Linked DNA regions of Homo sapiens: region 2 is linked to region 1. Evidence: read pairs that join two places in POLR2A ChIA-PET (ENCODE). Cell type or tissue: CD4-positive, alpha-beta T cell. All regions are shown on one strand. Links, peaks and the distances in the headings refer to the core of each region. The heading gives the core; the rest is flanking DNA.

Region 1 (10,027 bases), core at 2,486-7,485:
TACAATGGCAGTGACCAGACTTTAACCACTGGTGTGCAGTATGACTTGTTCCCTCCACCTTACCACAAGCTTGTTCTCATGCCTTCACCTCCTTAAGCTAAATTAGAAAGTTCTTAACCTGAAGTTCATGAATGAGCTGAAATTTCCTGTAAATTTTGAGTAAGTGTATATATATATATATATATATATATATATATATATATATATATATATATATGTATTTTCTTGGGCTTAAGATTTTCTCTTTATCACTAGGTTTAAGAAATTTGATTACAATATGTGTTGGTATCGTTTTCTTTGGTTTCTTGTGCTTGGGGTTCATTGAGCTTATTGGGTGGTGTGGATTTAAAGTCTTCATCAGGCCAGGCGCAGTGGCTCACACCTGTAATTCTAGCATTTTGGGAGGCCGAGGCGGGTGGATCACTGGAGCTCAGGAGTTGAAGACCAACCTGGCCAACATGGCAAAACTCCATCTCTACTAAAAATGCAAAAATTAGCTGGGCATGGTGGCTCACAACTGTAGTCCCAGCTACTCGGGAGGCTGAAGCTGGAGAATAGCTTGAACCCAGGAGACGGAGGTTGCAGTGAGTGGAGATTGCACCACCGCACTCCAGCCTGGGTGACAGAGCAAGATTCTGTCTCAAAAAAAAATTAAATTAAAATTAAAAAATAAAGTCTTCATCATACTTGGAAAGTTGGAGGCCATTATTTCTTTAAATGTATTTTCTGTCTCCTCCTCCTTTGGGTCTCCAATTGCATATATATTTGGCCACTTGAAGTAATCCCATAGTTCATTGATGTTATGGGGGTTTTCTTTCTTTTTTTTTTTTCTTTATCACTTTTATCTCAGGGTCTTGGATAATTTCTATTGCTATGTTTTCAGATGTACAAATCTTTACATGCATACAAATATTTTCTTTGTAATATCTAATCTCCCATTAATCCTAATCAATGTATTGATTATCTCAGACATTATAGTTTTCACCTCTAGAACTTCAATTGTTAAGAGATATTTTATGTCTAGACTTAATGTGTTCAATACTTCTAGCTTTTTGAATGTATGGAATGCAGTTATAATAATACATTGAATGTCCTTGTCTATTAATTTTATTATCTGTGTCATTTTGGGGTCAGTTTGATTTGTTGATTCGTCCCCTCCTCATTTATTTTTCTGTTTCTTTGTGTGCCCGGTAATTCGTTATTAATGTTGAATGTCAATACTTTTTCTTTGGTGAGAACTGGACATTTCTGTATTCTTAAAAACAGTTTTGAGCTTTGTTTTGTGATGTGGTAAAGTTACTTGGAAATTGGTACTTTCAGATCTTGCTTTAAATTTTACTGGAAAAGATCAACAAAATGTTTGATCTAAGGGTAGTTTTCCCCACTGCTTAAGATCTCCTGCAGACCTCAGGATTTCCCTTTCTCCAGTCACTGCCCTGTGAGCCCCAGCTGCCTGGGACCCTCTGGACTCTCTGTTCTACCTACATGACTCAGGGAACCTTCCGGAGTCACCTTGAGTTCCCCACGCATTTGCTGTGCCCTTGAAACCTTCTCCAGGTAGGAAAGTGCTACAATCTTGGGGATCACCTTATTTGCTCCCCATCTTTCAGGGACCACTGAGATTCTTTCTGACCTGATGTCCAATGTCGTCAGGGCTGTTATTTATTGTTAGATTTTGGTTGTTTCTGGTGGGAAGGCAAATCCAGTTCCTGTTACTTCACCTTGGCCAGCAGTGGAAAGCTCAAATATTTTTCTTTTAGCTGTTTAATCCAGTGCTTCCTAGTGTGTGTGTGTGTGCACGCGCACAAGTGGCATTTAATCCAGTGCTTCCTAGTGTGTGTGTGTGCACAAGTGGCATTTAATCCAGTGCTTCCTAGTGTGTGTGTGTGTGCGCGCGCACAAGTGGCATTTAATCCAGTGCTTCCTAGTGTGTGTGTGTGCACAAGTGGCATTTAATCCAGTGCTTCCTAGTGTGTGTGTGTGTGCACAAGTGGCATTTAATCCAGTGCTTCCTAGTGTGTGTGTGTGTGTGTGCACAAGTGGCATTTAATCCAGTGCTTCCTAGTGTGTGTGTGTGTGTGTGTGCACAAGTGGCATTTAATCCAGTGCTTCCTAGTGTGTGTGTGTGTGTGTGTGTGTGTGTGTGTGACATAATTTTTTATCCTCCCATGTCTACATCTTCCTAAGGATTAAAAATATTCATGTTGAAGAATAGGTTGTTGCAGAGGAGCCCAGGGAATGTAGGGAGATACTGTTTTTATTGGTGACATTGATGAGAAGTTTTAATATTTATATTTCATTTGTTTTTGCTGTTTAAAGTAAGCCTAACTTTTTTAGAGTGGTTGAAAACATAGAAAATTGTGATGTTTAAGGCCGGGCAGAGTGGCTCACGCCTGTAAGCCCAGCACTTTGGGAGGCCTAGGCGGGCTGATCACAAGGTCAGGAGATCAAAACCATCCTGGCTAACATGGTGAAACCCCGTCTCTACTAAACATACAAAAAATTAGCCGGGCGTGGTGGCGGGTGCCTGTAGTCCCAGCTATTCAGGAGGCTGAGGCAGGAGAATGGCGTGAACCCAGGAGGCGGAGCTTGCAGTGAGCCGAGATGGAGCCACTGCACTCCAGCCTGGGCAACAGAGTGAGACTCTGTCTCAAAAAAAATAAAAATAAAAAATAAAATTGTAATGTTTGTACAGAAAACTAGAGTACACGAGCAATTGTGCTCATAAGTGATTGTGGAAGGCAGCAACCAGCCTAGGAGTACTGACAATACCAGGCTGTACCTAGTGGCCCACTGAGGGATCAATAACTCAAGTCACTTGTAACCCGCTTACGCTATACCAGTGTGCACATTGGTCAGGAGGTTCTGATCTAATCAATCATGAATTTAATATATGACGTGAGATAGGCATCTAACCTTATTGATTTTCCAAATGGATAACCAAGTGACTCAATGCTGTTTTCTGAATGGATCTGTCCTTCCCCCACTGACTTAAAATTCTATCTTTGTTGTGAATTATTTTACCATACATATCTTTGCGTATCTTTGAATATCACCTGTTATGATCTATTGAGCTGTTTGTTCTAACATCGAGAACCAAGTGTTTTGGTTGTTATCACTTTATAGCATGCTTTGATATCTTAGCAAGGCAGTTCTTTTAGATGTTTTTCTTCTATATTCTTACACATGTGCTATTAAAAATGAACTTTAAAGTTAGCTTTAATTTCACTTTTTAAAACTCCCTTTTGATATTTTTATTGGAATTCCATTGAATCTCTAAACTGATTTGAGGATGATAAATTTCTTTTACATCTTAAAGCGAATTCGAAGATAACTAAACACTCCTTTGCCCAAATATGACTTTAGAGTCTTCTTACCATAAATCCATCACATTTAAAAGTCACTCCTCTTTTCCCAAGCATGATGGCATATGCCTGTAGTCCTAGCTACTCAGAGGCTGAGATGGGAGAATCTCTTGAGTCGAGGAGCTTGAGCTATGATGGCACCATTACTCTCCAACTTGGGCAACAGAGGAAGACATCATCTCTTAAAAAAATAAGTTTCTCCTCAACTTCCAGCTATTGTCTGGGTTCATAGGCTAATTTTGCCAGTGACTGAATAAACTTGAGGGAGTACTGAGATGCTGGGCATTTTTGTGTTTATCAAAAAGACTTAGTATCTATCAAATACTTAGAAGTGTGTGTGACCATAGTAAACAAATAAGTGTTATCTATCATCATCATCATTATATGGCATTACTATCCCTGTAAAACACTTCATCCTAAACCCTTTGTGTTTATCTCTCTGAGCTTTGATAAGATGTGGCCCTCAGGTGACAGTGATGAGTAGCCAACTCATAATGTAAACTATGTACCAGGGTCAGCAAATGTTTCTGTAAAGGACAATTTAGCCAATATTTTAGGTTTTGACAGCCATACAGTCTGTGTTGCAACTACTCAACCCTGCTGTGCAAAAACAGTCACGGCCAATACGGAAACAAATGGGTGTCCCAATGAAACTTTACTTACAGAACAGGGTTCGGTCTAAAGGCTAAATTTGCCAATCTCCAGACAAAATCAGGAAGTCAGTTTTATTTGTTTTTGATGTCCTTCTATTGTGTTATTATGATCCCTTTTTTCAATCACTTACCACCATAGGAATTTGTCTCCTCCTAGGGAAAATATCACCGGACCTTTTGGAGATTTCTGAGGCTAGAGTGATGTTTCTGGAATAACTGTCAAGCAATGCCAAGTTTTCCCAAGGGGCATGAGGAAAAAAATAATCATAGCTAATATTTACTGAGTGCCTACTATGTGCCAGGGAACTTTCTAAGTGCTTTAAATACATCAACTCCTTTAATCTCCATAATGACTATAAAAGGGAGGGGCTATGATTGTCCTCACTAACTGATAAAGAGCTTAAAGAACAGAAAGCCGAAATACTATCAGATAATTGAGTCCCTCTATGAACTATGTAGACTCCTCTCTCATTATAAGCTAGAGGCTACAAAATATACCGATGACCTAAGAACAATTGATTTTTCCGTAAAACTCAAAGATCAGCGTGCTAGCTCTAATCGTCCGCCGTGTTTCTCAACAGGGATGATTGGCATCTTGGAATGGACCTTTTTTTTTTTTTTTTTTTTTGAAACGGAATCTCACTCTGTCGCCTGGGCTGGAGTGCAGTGGTGTGATCTCGGCTCACTAAAACCTTCACCTCCCGGGTTCAAGCGATTCTCGTGCCTCAGCCTCCCCTGGGATTACAGGCACCCGCCACCACGCCCAGCTGGTTTTTGTATTTTTAGTAGAGACAGGGTTTCACCATGTTGGCCAGGCTGGTCTTGAACTCCTAACCTCAGGTGATCCACCCGCCTTGGCCTCCCAAATTACTGGGAATACAGGTGTGAACCACTGCACCCTGCCAGACAAGACTATTCTTTGCTGGGTGGAATTGCTCAACTCATTGTAAGACATTTTGTCTACCTGGCTCCCAAGCACTAAATGCCAATCATGCCCACCACCAACACCCCCAGGCTATTTTGAAAACCCAGATGCCCCTGTGCATTTCCAAACACCACTGCTACTTAGAGCCCTGGGTGATGTCATTGTTTTGAGTTAACCTCAGCAGCTGCTGACCTAGAAATAAAGCCCCACCCTCTGCCCTACATTTCCTCCCAAGAAGGCAGCAGCTTCACTCAGCTGGTATGATGGAGTATTCCAAACAGAAAACCAGCTGTGATCTCTGGCACTTCCAATTCCAATTAAGAGCTTTGTTCATTTAACTTAAGGATTTACATCACTTTAACATATCTTGTCAAGTAAGTAACACTTGAAATGACCCCATAAATGTCCCTTAAGAAGAACAAATTGCAAATCATCTCAAAAGGAAACAACAGATCATCAGACCAAAGCAGGAAATAAGAAAGGCCTGAGAACAGCTGGGTAACAGCATTTCAGCTCATCCAAGGAAGCCTAGGATTTCTTGTCAGTGGTAAGTAATGGCTATTGAATGCAACAGGAAGAGCGTGGAGACATTCGTTGAGCAGTGAGTAGCCCAGAGGGTAAAAGGGCTGACTTGCACTCCTTCCCCTTCATAGTTTATGAGCTTCTGCCAATCTTCTTCCAATGGAGAAGCTGAGCAGGCTCTTAAACTTTCTGTTTGTCGTGGCAACAAACAGCTTTTTAACACATTTCACCAAGGCATAATGAACTAACCTTTCTACATTATAAGACTTGTAATTTTGGCATTGGAGTAACTGCATGAACACAGAGACTTTATCTTAGCTTGCTATCTTAATTCTAGCTATTTTTCCCATTCCATGAAAATGATAGCTTTTCAATATATCAATATTTATGCTACATTATCTCCTCCAAGCTATAAAAAAAAAACCTTCTGTAGAGTTACCCACATTTAATCTAAATGGAAGAAAACATATTATCAAAACTGTGTCATTTGAAAGTTCTTTCAGGAATAGCTGAAATGAAATTCCAATTGGAAATTCCAGAAAGTGTATGTAAAATGAAAAAGAGGCCAGGCGCAGTGGCTCACACCTGTAATCCCAGCATTTTGGGAGGCCGAGGCGGGCGGAGCACTTAAGGTCAGGAGTTCAAGACCAGCCTGGCCAACTTGGTGAAACCCCATCTCTACTAAAAATACAAAAGTTAGCCAGGCACAGTGGTGCATGTCTGTAATCCCAGCTACTCAGGAGGCTGAGGCAGAAGAGTCGCTTGAACCTGGGAGGCAGAGGTTGCAGTGAGCCGAGATCGTGCCATTACACTCCAGCCTGGATGACGGAGCAAGACTCTGTCTTAAAAATAAATAAATAAAATAAACTAAAACAGAAAAAGAAATAGATACTTCAACTTCTGGCTGCGGGGAACACCCATATTAATGCCTGTTCTATAAGGTCACAAGCAACATACATCCAGATTTCATTCTTTTTCCACTGTCCTCCTTGGGCCAGTTACTAGTGGATGGTGACAAACAACCTTGGTCACTTAAAACACTAATTTCCTTTCCCCTCTCTCTCACTGTGAAAATGAAAAACCAGTATATATCCATGAGACTGGCAAAACTTGAAAAGTGAGACCAGAAAGCAAACTGCACAAAATTCACTTCATGAATCCCCTGCTGATCAAAGTGTAAACTGCAACAGTAGCTTCGGAAAACAATTTGGAATTGACTAGTAAAACTGAATCTGAACATGCTCTATGACCACCGTTCCACTTCTGCGTAAATTCATATTCAAGCTATTACCAGGAGGCAGTGTAAGAATATGGAGAGCAGCATTGTTCATAACAGCAAAAACCTATCAACAACCTAAATCCCATAAACGTTTGAGTGGATAAATAGCATCTTCCAATGAGTTAATAAACAGCTACTAACATCTCCAAAAGAAAGACAACTGGGTCTCAGGAAATGTTTATCACATGAAGAACAGAATACTCTCTCTAAAGCAGTCTTGCCAAGGCTAGGCGCAGTGGCTCACGCCTGTAATCCCAGCACTTTGGGAGGCCAAGGTGGGAGGATCACCTGAAGTCAGGGGTTCAAGACCAACCTGGCCAACATGGTGAAACCCCATCTCTACTAAAAATACAAAAATTAGCTGGGTGTGGTGGCAGGCGCCTGTAATCCCAGCTACTTGGGAGGCTGAGGCAGGAGAATCACTTGAAGCCAGGAGGCAGAAGTTGCAGTGAGCTGAGATCTAGCCAGTGCATAGCGGGGGCGACAAGAGTGAGACTCCATCTCAAAAAAAACAAAAAGTGGCCTTGCCAAAAAAACTAAATCCATCAATCAAACCTGAGTTTGGTCAAATGTCTATGTCCAAGTACTAATTTGTAAGAAATACAGAACACAGAATAATATGTCAAAGTACACCCTGGAGATGTAATCAGCAAAATCTAAACTGAGCAATTCCCTAAGATAAGTGTCAATAAATAAATTGCAAGGAAAAGTAGGGGAGATAAAACTATAGGTCCAATACAACTTAAAAGACATCAGTGAATCACAGTATATGGCCCTTATCCGGATCCTGATTCCAAAAAATGTAAAAAAAAAAAAAAAAAAAAAAAAAAAACTGACACAAGACCACTGGAAATTTGAACAACTGACTAAAGACTTGATACTACTAAACATTAATGTTAATTTTCTTGGTGTGATAACAGTATTGTGGCTAGGTTTTAAAAAGAACATTTTTAGAGAAGTTTCAAGATAGATATATCATTTTATACTTATTTACAAATACACATAAGGATTTTACAGATAAAATGATATGATATATGGGATTTGCTTGAATACTAGGGAGAATGAGTTAGGTGGGGATATGGATGAAACAAAATTGGCCATGAATTGAATCTAGATAATGGGACCATGGAGATTCATTACACTGTTCTGTCTGTTACATGAACACACACACCACACACACCATGTATGTACACGTCACATGCACATACCACACACATTCATTCACATGCAACCCATATACACACATCATATATGCGAACACCACAGATGTGCATGTCCCATGCACATACCACACACAATCACACATTCACACGCCATACACACATGCCATACACACACATGAACACACCATACACATGACACAAACACCATACATACACACCATACACACACACACACACACACACACTGAACATGTACACCACACATGCATGCATGCGCACACATGTAGCTTTCCAAGCACACCACATGCTTGCTTCTGGGCCCGACACAAGCTGCTGCCTGGAAGTCATTCCCCCTCACTTGAACGCCTCCTCCTGATTTCTGCTCCAATATTGCCCCCTCCAGATGCCTCTTATGCCCCCACTCATCCCCTCACACCCCCCACACCCCGGCACCATGCACGCCCACTGCATTCAGGACTGGGTGCTCGCTTACCTGCAAGCTCAGCCGGCATGGGATTGCATCTTCTCTGTCTCATGTCTCCAGCCCGCAACAGAGCTGAACATTTGCAGAGTGAAAGTTGGATAGATGAATTACCAAATTCTTTAGAGTGATCTGTTAGAACCCATAGCTCTTTTTGGGTTTGTGAAATTAGAAAAATGATGCCTGTGGTTTTTAAACTTCACTCATTGATCTTTTCAAAGGGCTTTACCCCCGAGGAAATACAAAGGATGGTATATTTTGCATATTCGAAGTGCATTCGTTCATTTCAACTTTATTAGCTGTGCTTAAATCATCATACTGAAAATGCATGTTTCTGTACTCATATGAGACATTCTAATTAATCTTACACTAGATCAACCAAACATTTGCATCTTGTAGCTGAAAAGTATCGTTTAAAAGTGGCTGAAACTCTGCTTCCTTGTTGGTTTTGACAGTGGTGAGTGAGTACCCATGGTAATGACGGTGAGCCATTCCCTCAGTGCCTCAGGCGGCACATCTTACTCCAGAATGAACATATTATCATAAGATCTGCACAAAGACATATTCGTTTCATGGCATTATTCAGAACTGTTTTGTGTCTATAAAAATTATAATAGCCTTCTGGTTAAACATAACACATTGACTAGAAAGTGACTCTCTTTTTCCTTTTTCAAAAAAACTTTATTGAAACATTAAAATAAACTGGGAAAGTAATTTAAAATTGTAATTAAAAATTACTCAGTACCATACAACAAATTCTGCATTGGTATAATCTGCAATCACAATTTTAGCCACTGGGGAGCGACTTCAGCAAACATTATTTTACAGCCGAATTCTGGAACCACAGGTTAGAGCTCAAAAGAACACGGGCCCCATTGTGCAAATTTTTCCTACTTTAGTCATGAAAAAAAAAAAAAAGTAGTTTGATTATTTGGTGTTAGAAACTGTCTGGAACACAGTTCTGAATTTTAAAAAGAACAATTTTAGGATGATATAGGCACTCTAAGGCATCTCCAGTTTCTAACATAAGTTAATTCTAACCCAAGGATTTTTCTAAAATGTTGTATATTTTAAATTCACACAATGCTTTAGATTTCACTCCTTATAATCTAATCTCAATTCCAAAGGGCATTATTATCATAATGCTCTTTCTCCATGTTGGTAAAATATGAAAAGTGTTAGTTGCAACAAAGGCCCAAAACAAATGGCCCAAATGTCCTCCAGGATGGGCCCTCTGAATGTGCGAGCTCTTGGTAGCAACATGCCTGACTTGAGGTTATACCAAGAAGAAATCATCATTCCCACTGAGGGTCTCCCAGCTGCATGGAAATGGGACAACATTGGTAACAGGTGCCAACCTGTGAGATTTTGGAGCTGTCATTGCTCCCCATGGGCACATGGGTGCACCAGTCATAGAGTACCATAAAGTAGCCAGCACTCCCGCACTTGTCCTTCAAAGCCTGACCCTTCCAGTAGCAGCAATCAGCTTCCTCTAGACCTAGAATCATGCGACAGTCCATTTGCAAAGAGCAGGATAAAGAACTTGAGCCATCTAGTGGGCTCTTGGGCATAGTTGGGAAGACGCAAGGCAAATTCCCTCTTCCAAAATATCCACCTTCCCATTCCACCACACTTAACA
Region 2 (10,027 bases), core at 1,930-6,929, 280 kb after region 1:
AAAAAAGAAAGTAAATGAGTGCATCTACCTCCCAGGTCTTGGTATTCTAAATACCATCCTCCAATTAAAGGAACCAGGAGATCTCAGAGGGTTAGAGGGTTAGGGTGGGAAAGCACAACATGAGCTGGGAGCATCTGTGGTGCCCCAAAACGATGGGGACATGTCCCAAAGACACCAGGGCTGACCTGAAGGGGCTCTTCTGGGACAGTCTGAAGAACAAGATAGTATGGTAGTAGATGGATTGTGACCCATGGAATTAAAGAAGAATCTTGAGCCCATACTGATTTAAATAAATAGATGAATGAATGAGGGAAGAGAGAAAGCTTTTCCTTACAGTAGAATTCCAACCAATACATGTAGAAGGAATCATGGAACTAGAAAAATCACCATTTGGTGAATGCCACAATGTACTTGTTTCAGGGAAGAATCATCAGTGGGTGTTAAAATTAGTGGGCAAAATACCATGAGAAACAGGATATGGACAGATTCAAAGCATCTCCCCACCAGACAATTATCCATTACAAAGGGGAAAATGGTAACTTTATAGGGGAGAAATCTGGCAGACCTCACCAGGAATGGGCGGAATCAACGTCACGTCCTTCCCGACATGGTTCATAGGAAAGGATACCGAGTCACATCTGTGGTATTCCTGCCAAAAATGCATACGCTGAATCTGATCGCAAGGCAACATGAGACACCTAAAATAAGGGATGTGCAACAAAATACCCAGCCAGGACGTCTCAGAAATGTCCAAATCACGAAAGACAAAGCGGGTGGAGGAAGCGTTCCACATTCAAGGAGACTGAAGAGACATGATGACCAACAGCCGCACCCTGGACTGATCCTGAACCCCCAAAAGGCTATTCATAGGACAGTTGATGAAATGCAAGTTAATTATTATTCACTGATTATTAGCCAGTTATTAATTCTCACATTTTGATAATTGTGCTGTGGTTATGTGACGTTTAGGGAAGCTGAGCGAAGGATAAAGTCATAATAAGTCATTTAGCCACGAGGATGCATTCTCAGATTGGCCAGGTACAGTGGCTCATGCCTGTAATTCCAGCACTTTGGGAGGCCAAGGCAGGAGGATCACTTGAGGCCAGGAGTTCAAGACAGCCTGGGCAATATAGCAAGACTCCATCTCTACAAGAAAATTTTAAAAATTAGCTGGGTGTGGTGGCAGTGCACGCCTGGACTCCCAGCCACTGGGAAGGCTGAGGAGGGAGGATGGCTTGAACCTGGGAGGTTGAGGCTGCAGTGAGTCATGGTCACGCCATTGCACTCCAGCCTGGGCAACAGAGAGAGACACGTTTCGAAAAAAAGGAAAAGAAAAATCAGTTTTCTTCCACTAAAACAGTAAGTTTAATTTTCCTAATTTGCTGTTTGTACAGTATGGTCCTCTGCTCCAAGCTTAAAACAAAAATCTATAGGAAACGTCACCTTTCTAGAGGAAGCTGAGATGGAGCAGCTCTCGTTCTACAGGAGGGGCTGCACAAGCTCTCACCACACATCTCTGTCCTCAGGAAAAGCCTGTGCTGAGTGACCAGGAGTTTCTTGTCACTGCTGCATTTTCTTCTTCTTGTTTTTTGTTTGTTTGTTTGTTTGTTTTTGAGACAGGACTGTGGCCCAGGCTGGAATGAATGCAGTGGCGTGATCACCGTTCACTGCGGCCTCAACCTCCCGGGCTCAAGCAGTCCTCCCATCTCAGCTTCCCAGATACCTGGGATCACAGGTATGTGCCATCACACCCAGCTAATTTTTTGTATTTTTGGTAGAGACGGGGTTTCACCATGTTGTCCAAGCTGGTCTTGAACTCCTAGGCTCAAGTGATCTGCCTGCCTTGGCCTCCTGAAGTGCTGGGATTACAGGTGTGAGCCACCACACCTGGCCTCATCCCTGAAGCATTTTCTGCCACGTCTTAGGCTGCATTGGTGACATAATCTGGGGGCTGCCGCCCCTCACAGCTACGTGACTTCATATGCAAGCTCCTTGGCCTCACTGTGCCTCAGTTTCCTCATCTGTAAAATGGAGACAATAATAACACCTGCCCCTAGGGTGGCTGTGAGCATTGCATGAGATAACATGTGTGTCAGTCAGGAGTTTTGGCTGCAAGCTAGGGATCCAACTCTGGGTGATTAAATCAGAGAGGAATTTATTGGAGGGTATCGAGTAGCTCACAGGTTTGGGAGAAAGTCAGGAGAACTAGCCAAAGCTGCCAGAACTCTGGCCAAATTCACATCAGAGGGCGGCTCTGGCAAACTCAGGACGCTAGATCCGCATGGGGGCACCGCCTCTTGAGCCTGCTCCTTTGTCTCTTGAGTTACCTTAAGAGGCTGGGCAGGAGCTTCTGGCTCCCCCCGTGGAGGTCTCAACCTCACCCCCTTAGCTGCAGGGAAGGCTGGGGAAGTATCTGATGGTTTCAGCAGCTACTGCTGCCTCCATGGTAAGACATACCTAGTTATGAATAACTAACTAAAATAAGTCTGTAAGGTGGGGAATTCCCCAACCTAGGAAAGGAGCTCAGATGAGGAGCAAGAGAGAAAGAAGAGGGGATGGGGTGTGGAGAAGAGGAGAGGGTGCCTTTGGAGCAGAAGCCAGCCGTGGCAAGCACACGGGTTGGTCATCGCGGGTGTCCTCCACCACCCCAGGCTCCCTTGCCTCCCCTTGGACTGCTATCGGATCTAAAGAGGCTACTGAAAAAGAGGAGGCGCAAAACAGAGGCATGAGTTGTTCAAAGTCAAAGAACACAATGAGGGAAGAATTAGTCATTTCAGAACTGGAATGAAACTTACAGCTCATCTAAACCAGATGCCCCATTTTACAGAGGAATGAGGCATTCGCAGGCTAAATGACTCGTGCGGGTCCCCCAATAGCTGATGGCGAAGCTGTGAATTCAGACCCCCACTTCGCTTGAGCAGTGACGGGAAGCTGGTGACTTCAGGCTCTGGCAGGTCAGCCCGGGGTGCAGGGGGCGGCTCCTGGGCTCCTGCTCAGCAGGAGGTGGAGGGGGTCTCTCCCTTCCTGAAGCTTTGAGAGCTGGGGTGCTGAGTACATTCTTGGGCTGTTGGGTGACACCATTCCCCTCTCTGAGTCCCCCAAAGGAATAGCTTTGGCTTCCTACAGTTACAGGGCTTCCTATATTAAATCTCAGCTCTTCGAAACACCCAGAGTAGTTTATCTTGTTCCGACTGGACCCCAATTGAAACGGACAGAACACAAGGAAAAGAGCCCAGGATTTCAAGGTGGAACCTGGTTTTGCCACTTACCATTTGTGTGGCTTTGGGTAAGGCATGTAACTTTTCCACCTTAGTTTGTCCGTCTGTAAAGTGGGCATATTCATACTTCACATTAGGTCTATAGAATAGACATTTCATCAGGGTTGAATTTTTTATGTGCTTATATAAATGAATTTCTTTCTTTGTAGGGGTAAATGGGCTCAGATGGCTCAGAAAAAAAATACGCACTCGCACATGATACACACACACAGAATGATTTAGCAAATACATAGACAACTGGTGAGGAACAATTGGTCAGTGTGGGAGAAGAGGATAGAGGTGTTTTTCAGTTTGAAATTGTTTCAAAATAAATGCTTTCAGGGCCGGCATGGTGGCTCATGTCTGTAATCCCAGCACTTTGGGAGGCCAAGGCAGGCAGATCACCAGAGGTCAGGAGATCGAGACCATCCTGGCTAACACGGTGGAACCCCATCTCTACTAAAAATACAAAAATTAGCCGGGCATGGTGGTACACGCCTGTAGTCCCAGCTACTCAGGAGGCTGAGGCAGGAGAATCATTTGAACCAGGGAGGTGGAGGTTGCCGTGAGCTGAGATCGCACCACTGCACTCCAGCCTGCGCAACAGAGTGAGACTGTGTTTCTAAAACAAAACAAAACAAAAAAAATGCTTTCAGGAAAGAAGAGACAGCTGTGCTAATTTACATCTACTGAACTTCAATACATGTGCAATTTAATGCAGGGGATGTTCGTTTACTTTCTATTGCTATGTAGTGTTCTTTTTTTAAAAAAACAAAAAAACACACACACACACACACAGAAATTTTGTGGTTTAAGCCCCACCCCTTCATTAGCTCCCGATTCTGAAGGTTAGAAGTCACACTGCCTGCCTGTGGCTCTGCACAGACCTCGCCCAGCGGAGATCAAGGTGCTGACTAGCTGAGTTCTCATCAGGAACCTCTGGAGAAAACTCCACTTCCCAGCTCCTCCTTGTGGGCACAATTCAGTTCCTGTGGAGTGGGAATAGGGTCCCCATTTCCTCGCTGGCTGTCAGCGGGGTCACTCCTAGAGGCCACCCTCGTTCCATGCCACGTGGCTCCTCCTTCCGCAGGGGCAAGGGCAGGTTGGATCTTTCTCGTGCTTTGAACACTGATGTCTTCTTCTGGGTCCTGCAGGAGAAAGCTCTCTGCCTTAAAGGACTCCGGCCCCCAGCAATCTCCCATCTTACAGTCAACTCATGGGGACCTTAATTCCATCTGCACAGCCCTTCCTGGCAGCTCCTAGGTCAGAGCCGAGCTGAACACCTGGGAGGAGGCGCACACACGGGCCCAGGAACCTGGCAGCAGGCTGCTGGTGGGGGGCATGGGCTCCCCAAGGGCCCACGGTTGGCCTGGCCCAGCCCTAGCACAGCTGGTGTGCTGTGTGCACTCTTTCTGTCATCCTCCCCTCAAAACGCAGCTCCTACGTGCTGCCCTGGCTCTGGGGAAAGGTGATGAATTATCCTTTCTCCTCCATTCAGCTGAAGTTTCAGACATCAGGATTTCTCTCTAGGGAGAGGCTCTTTTCTTCTCTGTGGTGATGTCCCCGACAGAAGAAGAAGAGCGTTGTGTTGATTGTCCCGCCGTCCTGGCAACTCCACAACCAGGGGAGCAGGACAGTGCCCAGGACCCACAGGTCGGGCAGCCATCCCTTCCTTCATAAGGAACGAGGGGCCACAGGGAGGCTGTAGAGTCCGGGAAAGGCTCTTGCCAGCTGTTCACAGCGTCACTTGGGGCCTCCACAGCCCGCTGAGCCCAGGACAGTGTCACAGGGGAGACGGAGGCCCTGAGGACCCCAGAGCCGTCAAGCACGCTCAGCTGTTCCCTGTCCACTCTCAGAAAGCCCAGCCCCTGGCAAATATGCAACAGGTTTATTTTATTTTATTATTTTTTTTAATGTTGCAAAGAACCTTCATATAATTTTTTCCATAGCATCCTGACAAACTCTGGATTCAAGCGGAGGCAGCATTCACCCATTTCTCTGCCGACAAAGCTGGCCTCGGCCAGGGTAGTGACTTGCCCGGATTGCTCAGCCAGACCAGGGGCAGAGCCCCAACACCAGGTCTCCTGGCCGGCGCTGTGTCTCCTCCCGCCTCCATCCTCATCCGAAGGTTGGGACGTCACAGTCCTTGGAGGCTCGCTTAGCTGGGAACTGAGGACCTTCAATTTCAATGTACTGAGTCTTCATGACCTGCATAAGGCCGAGGAGCCTGGCTGCCTCTTTCCCAGAAATTAGTCTCAGTCTCCTGGGCCAAGTGGTTGCTTTCTACTGCATTGCGCTCCTGGAATCCTGGAATACGCTGCTGAATTCTGCAGAGGAAATCAGAGTCATGGTGACTTCAAATTAATCACATAAGCACTCCCAGAGAGAAACGGGATTCTCTGTGGTGGGGCTGCACTTTGCTTGTAATGAGGACGCTTTAGAGGCCAAACTAAACCAGGCGGGAGAGCCAGGCCGTGGGGGCGGGGCGGGGCCTCTGCTCCGGGCACTCCCTTCCTCCACCTGTTTCCTCACCTGTAACATGCAGACAGTGTTCATCAGTGGCCAAATGTGAGGAGCAAATGCCCTTTTTTTTTTTTTTTTGAGACAGTCTCGCTCTGTCACCCAGGCTGGAGAGCAGTGGCACAATCTCAGCTCACTGCAACCTCCGCCTCCCAGGTTTAAGCGATTCTCCTGCTTAACAAAATAGGATTCTCCTGCTTAACAAAATAGATTTTTCTCCAGCTCAGGCTGGAGTGAATTGGCGCAATCTTGGCTCACTGCAACCTCCACCAGGTTCAAGCGATTCTCCTGCCTCTGCCTCCCGAGTAGCTGGGATTACAGGCATGTGCCACCACACCCGGCTAATGTTTGTATTTTTAGTAGAGACGGGGTTTCACCATGTTGGCTAGGCTGGTCTCAAACTCCTGACCTCAGGTGATCTGCCTGCCTCAGCCTCCCAAAGTGCTGGGATTATAGGCGTGAACCACCACGCCCGGCCTGCACCCAGCCTATTTATTTATTCTTAACTTTAACTTTTTTTGCAATAAGCCTTTTGCAGTCCTACATTTATTTATTTTTAACTTTTATTTTAGGTTCAGGGATACATGTACAGATCTGTTATATGGGTAAATTGTATGTCACAGGGGTTTGGCGTACAGATTATTTTGTTACCTAAATTATAAGCATAGTACCCAACAGGTAGCCTTCTTTTTTATTATTTTTTTTAAATTTGAGGCAGGGTCTTGCTCGGTCACCCAGGCTGGAGTGCAGTGGCATGATCATGGCTCACTGCAGCCTCTACCTCAGGCAATCCTCCCACCTCAGCCTCCCTAATAGCTGGGACCAAGGGCATGCAGCATCACATCTGGCTAATGTTAAGTTTTTGTAGAGATGGGGTTTCGCCATGTTGCCCAGGCTGGTCTCAAACTCCTGAACTCAAGCGGTCTGCCCTCCTTAGCCTCCCAAAGTGCTGGGATTGCAGGTGTGAGCCGCCGCGCCCGGCTGACAGATAGCTTTTTGGTCCTCACCCTCCTCCCACCCTCCACCCTCAAGGAGGCCCCGGTATCTGTTGTTCCCTCCTTTGTGTCCTTGTGTCCTCAGTGTTTAGCTCCCACTGATAAGCAAGAACATGCGGTATCTGGTTTTCTGTTCCTGTGTTGGTTCGCTTAGGATAATGGCCTCCAGCTCCATCCATGTATAACTTTATTTTATAATACAGAAAACATCGAACAGTCATTGTTAAGGAAAACTTTGATGACTGTTCCCATTCAGAAATTTATTTATTTAAATGTCCTTGAAATTTTTTCTTTTGGAGACAGAGTCTTGCTCTGTCACCCAGGCTGGAATGCAGTGGCGTGATCTCTGCTCACTGCAACCTCCACTCCTGGGTCCAAGCGATTTTCCTGTCTCAGCCTTCTGAGTAGCTGAGACTATGGGCAGGCGCACACCGCCATGCCTGGCTAATTTTTTTATTTTAGTGAAGACAGGGGTTCACCAGGTTGCCCGGGCTGGTCTCAAACTCCTGAGCTCAGGCAATCCGCCCGCCTCAGCCTCCCAAAGTGCTAGGATTAGAGGCATGAGCCAACGCACTTGCTGCCTTAAAATTTTTAAACTGCATTTATAATATTAATACTTTATACTTTTAAATACTTTAATTTATTCACAAGCATTCTCAAGTGCTTAACAACTAACTCTGGCGAATCTCTGGTTTTTTTAAATGTTCCCATACTGCCTACAATCTTAATAAATTGGCGTTGAATATCTGAGTTTAAATCACAAATCTATATCAATTACCCAATCACATATTTTGAATTGGAATCAAGAGGCCAGTCCATTCATTGCATTTAAAATTACAAGTTAAAATATGCCACATCCTCTTAAAACAGCAACTTCTTAAAATATCAAATATGTAAAGATTGCCTAAACGTAACCCCAAAATATCAAAAGTATGAGTTGGTTTCACACTCCTCTGTGTAAACAGACTTTTCCAGGGTTAAGAGAGACTTATCCGGTAAAGAAACAACGATGTCATTACCAGCAAGTCTGGGGTCCTGTCCCAAGGAACTGAAGTTGCTTATTGACCGGGACAACCCCTGCTCAGGACCCAGAATTGAATTCTTGCCTGTAAAAGGGACAGAAAATACGGAGGCCTGTTGGAGCTCTTATAACAGGAGCTCCTGGCCCCCCACGGGGAAGGGGTCCCCAGCACGCTTGCTTCCAGACCTGCTGACTCTCCTTCGAAGACCATGGTGGTCTCAGGGGGTCAAGAGCCCACCCGTCCAGGTGCCTGGCTGGTTGGCTTGGGACACCCCTGGCCCAGTCACACCTCAATTCAGGTGACAGTCCAGGAGCTGTCAGCAGACCCCCTCCTGGGAGTGTGGAGAATGAGCATTTCTCTATCCTTGCCAAAAAGCAATCTCAGTTAGGGCAGATGCAAGAAAACCACATCATCTTTCTCTCCCTGTGGGGCAAGAGCTAGCTTTATTAATTCTGGTGTACAAATTAGTCATTGCTGTCATTCCAGCTAAATCGAGGTCAGCTTTCTCCCAATTTATGCTGAAATTAGCAAAGACCCTTCTGATTTGACAGTCAAATGGGAAGGGAATTGATGGATCCCAGCACAGAGGTTGAAGGTGAGAGGCTGCAGGCATCCCAGGGTGCCCTGCGCTTCTGTTGCAGTCTTTTTTTTTTTCTTTTTCTTTCTTTCTTTCTTTTTTTTTTTTTTTTTGAGATGGAGTTTCACTCGTTGCTCAGGCCGGAGTGCAGTGGCATGATCTCGGCTCACTGCAACCTCCGCCTCCCAGGTTCAAGTGATTCTTCTGCCTCAGCCTCCCGAGTAGCTGGGATTACAGGCACGTGCCACCACACCTGGCTAATTTGGTATTTTTAGTAGAGATGAGGTTTCCCCATGTTGGCCAGGCTGGTCTCGAACTCCTGACCTCAGGTGATCCACCCCCACCCTCAGCCTCCCAAAGTGCTGGGTTTACAGGTGTGAGCCACTGCGCCTGGCCTTCTGCTGCAGTCTTGATGCCACGTGCTTTACTCCCTGTCTCAGAGAAAGAAAAAATTTTTTTGCTCTTTCCCTAGAAACCAAGAAAAGTAGGTTAATCAGACAAACAAGTGGTAAAGATAAAAGACTCCCCCGCTCCCCACTGACCGCACCACACACACACACTCACAATCACACAGACACACACACACACACACACACACACACACACACACACTCCTCCAGGTCCTGGCTCTCCTCCTACTGCCCCAGCAGCTGAGCCTGCAGCTCTCCCTGCTCCCACCTCCACCTCAGGGGCTTGGACTCCTCTGCCCTCTGCTCACCTTCCCCATGGCTGCCCAGTCATCCCCAACTGGCAACATTCACTGTGATGGGAAGGGCACAGGCAGCTCAAGACTAAGTCGCTTCAGGAAGACGGGAATCCCCCTGTTCACACCACAGAATGAGGTTTCCTGTGTGCAGAGGAGGAGGAGGGCTGGGAAGAAGAAGCTGGAGACAGGAAGGAATGACGTGCAAATGATGTGAAGAGAAACGACACTTCTAAGTCATCAAGAACAGAGTGCTAAGGGGAAAGAGGTCTGTACTAGAAAATGAAAGATTTGGATTACATGGAGAAATTTTCTGAAAGTGAAATCTGTTACAAATAGATTTGGCTGGCCAGGCGTGGTGGCGCACGCCTATAGTTCCAGCACTTTGGGGGGCCGAGGCGGGCAGATCGTCTGAGGTCAGGAGTTCGAGACCAGCCTGGCCAACATGGCGAAATACTGTCTCTCCTAAAAATACAAAAATTAGCCAGGTATGGTGGCACACACCTGTAATCCCAGCTACTCGGGAGGCTGAGGCTGGAGAGTCACTTGAACCAGGGAGGTGAAGGTTGCAGTGAGCCGAGATCGCGCCATTACACTCCAGCCTGGGTGACAGAACAAGACTCTGTCTCAAAAAACAAAACAAAACAAGAAAGAGAAAAAGAAAAAGAAAAAGAAATGGCTTCTGGGATATAGGATCTGCAATGCATGAAACCACAGCCTGGCTTTCTGTCCCAAGCTCCTGCGCTGCCGTCTACACTCCTGGTTGTTCAGGCCCCTCCTAACAGCTGTGTGTGCATGTGTGTGCATACCACGCAGATTGCGTGTGGCTCTGCATGTAGAAGTTCAGGCATCAATAACAGGACTGCTGGAATTATTTTAGGTAGGGAGGCCTCCTCAGTGCACCCCAAATCTCACCCCCTGGGAAGATCACTAAGCTGTTAACATGAAACCAG

What was found. ChIA-PET counts read pairs that join two places held together with the same protein. Peaks named below come from ENCODE experiments on the same cell type or tissue, not always from the same donor. Only the 100,000 strongest peaks of a DNase experiment are listed, where the experiment ranks them.
Region 2: POLR2A ChIA-PET joins it to region 1 with 10 read pairs; 14 of 35 experiments call an interaction of 5 or more read pairs at or near these places.

What each region holds. Positions count from the first base shown.
Region 1 is chr10:6,405,596-6,415,622 of GRCh38, reverse strand. It overlaps LOC124902370 (a long non-coding RNA gene), which reads left to right and starts at 5,193. Exons shown (of 2, transcript XR_007062044.1): 1 at 5,193-5,490. It also overlaps a transcript of PRKCQ not described here. RefSeq lists an enhancer at 5,028-5,529. In CD4-positive, alpha-beta T cell, for the core only: no CTCF peak of the experiment used is centred there; a DNase peak (open chromatin) is centred at 5,122; H3K4me3 peaks cover 700 bases; H3K27ac peaks cover 1,612 bases.
Region 2 is chr10:6,129,241-6,139,267 of GRCh38, reverse strand. The region is part of intron 1 of LOC101928080 (a long non-coding RNA gene); the gene reads left to right. Among named protein-coding and RNA genes, the nearest start is that of MIR3155A, 18 kb to the left of the region's middle. RefSeq lists enhancers at 2,396-2,695, 4,038-4,585, 4,586-5,134, 9,071-9,150, 9,161-9,240 and 1 more. In CD4-positive, alpha-beta T cell, for the core only: no CTCF peak of the experiment used is centred there; DNase peaks (open chromatin) are centred at 2,494, 2,687 and 4,077; H3K27ac peaks cover 369 bases.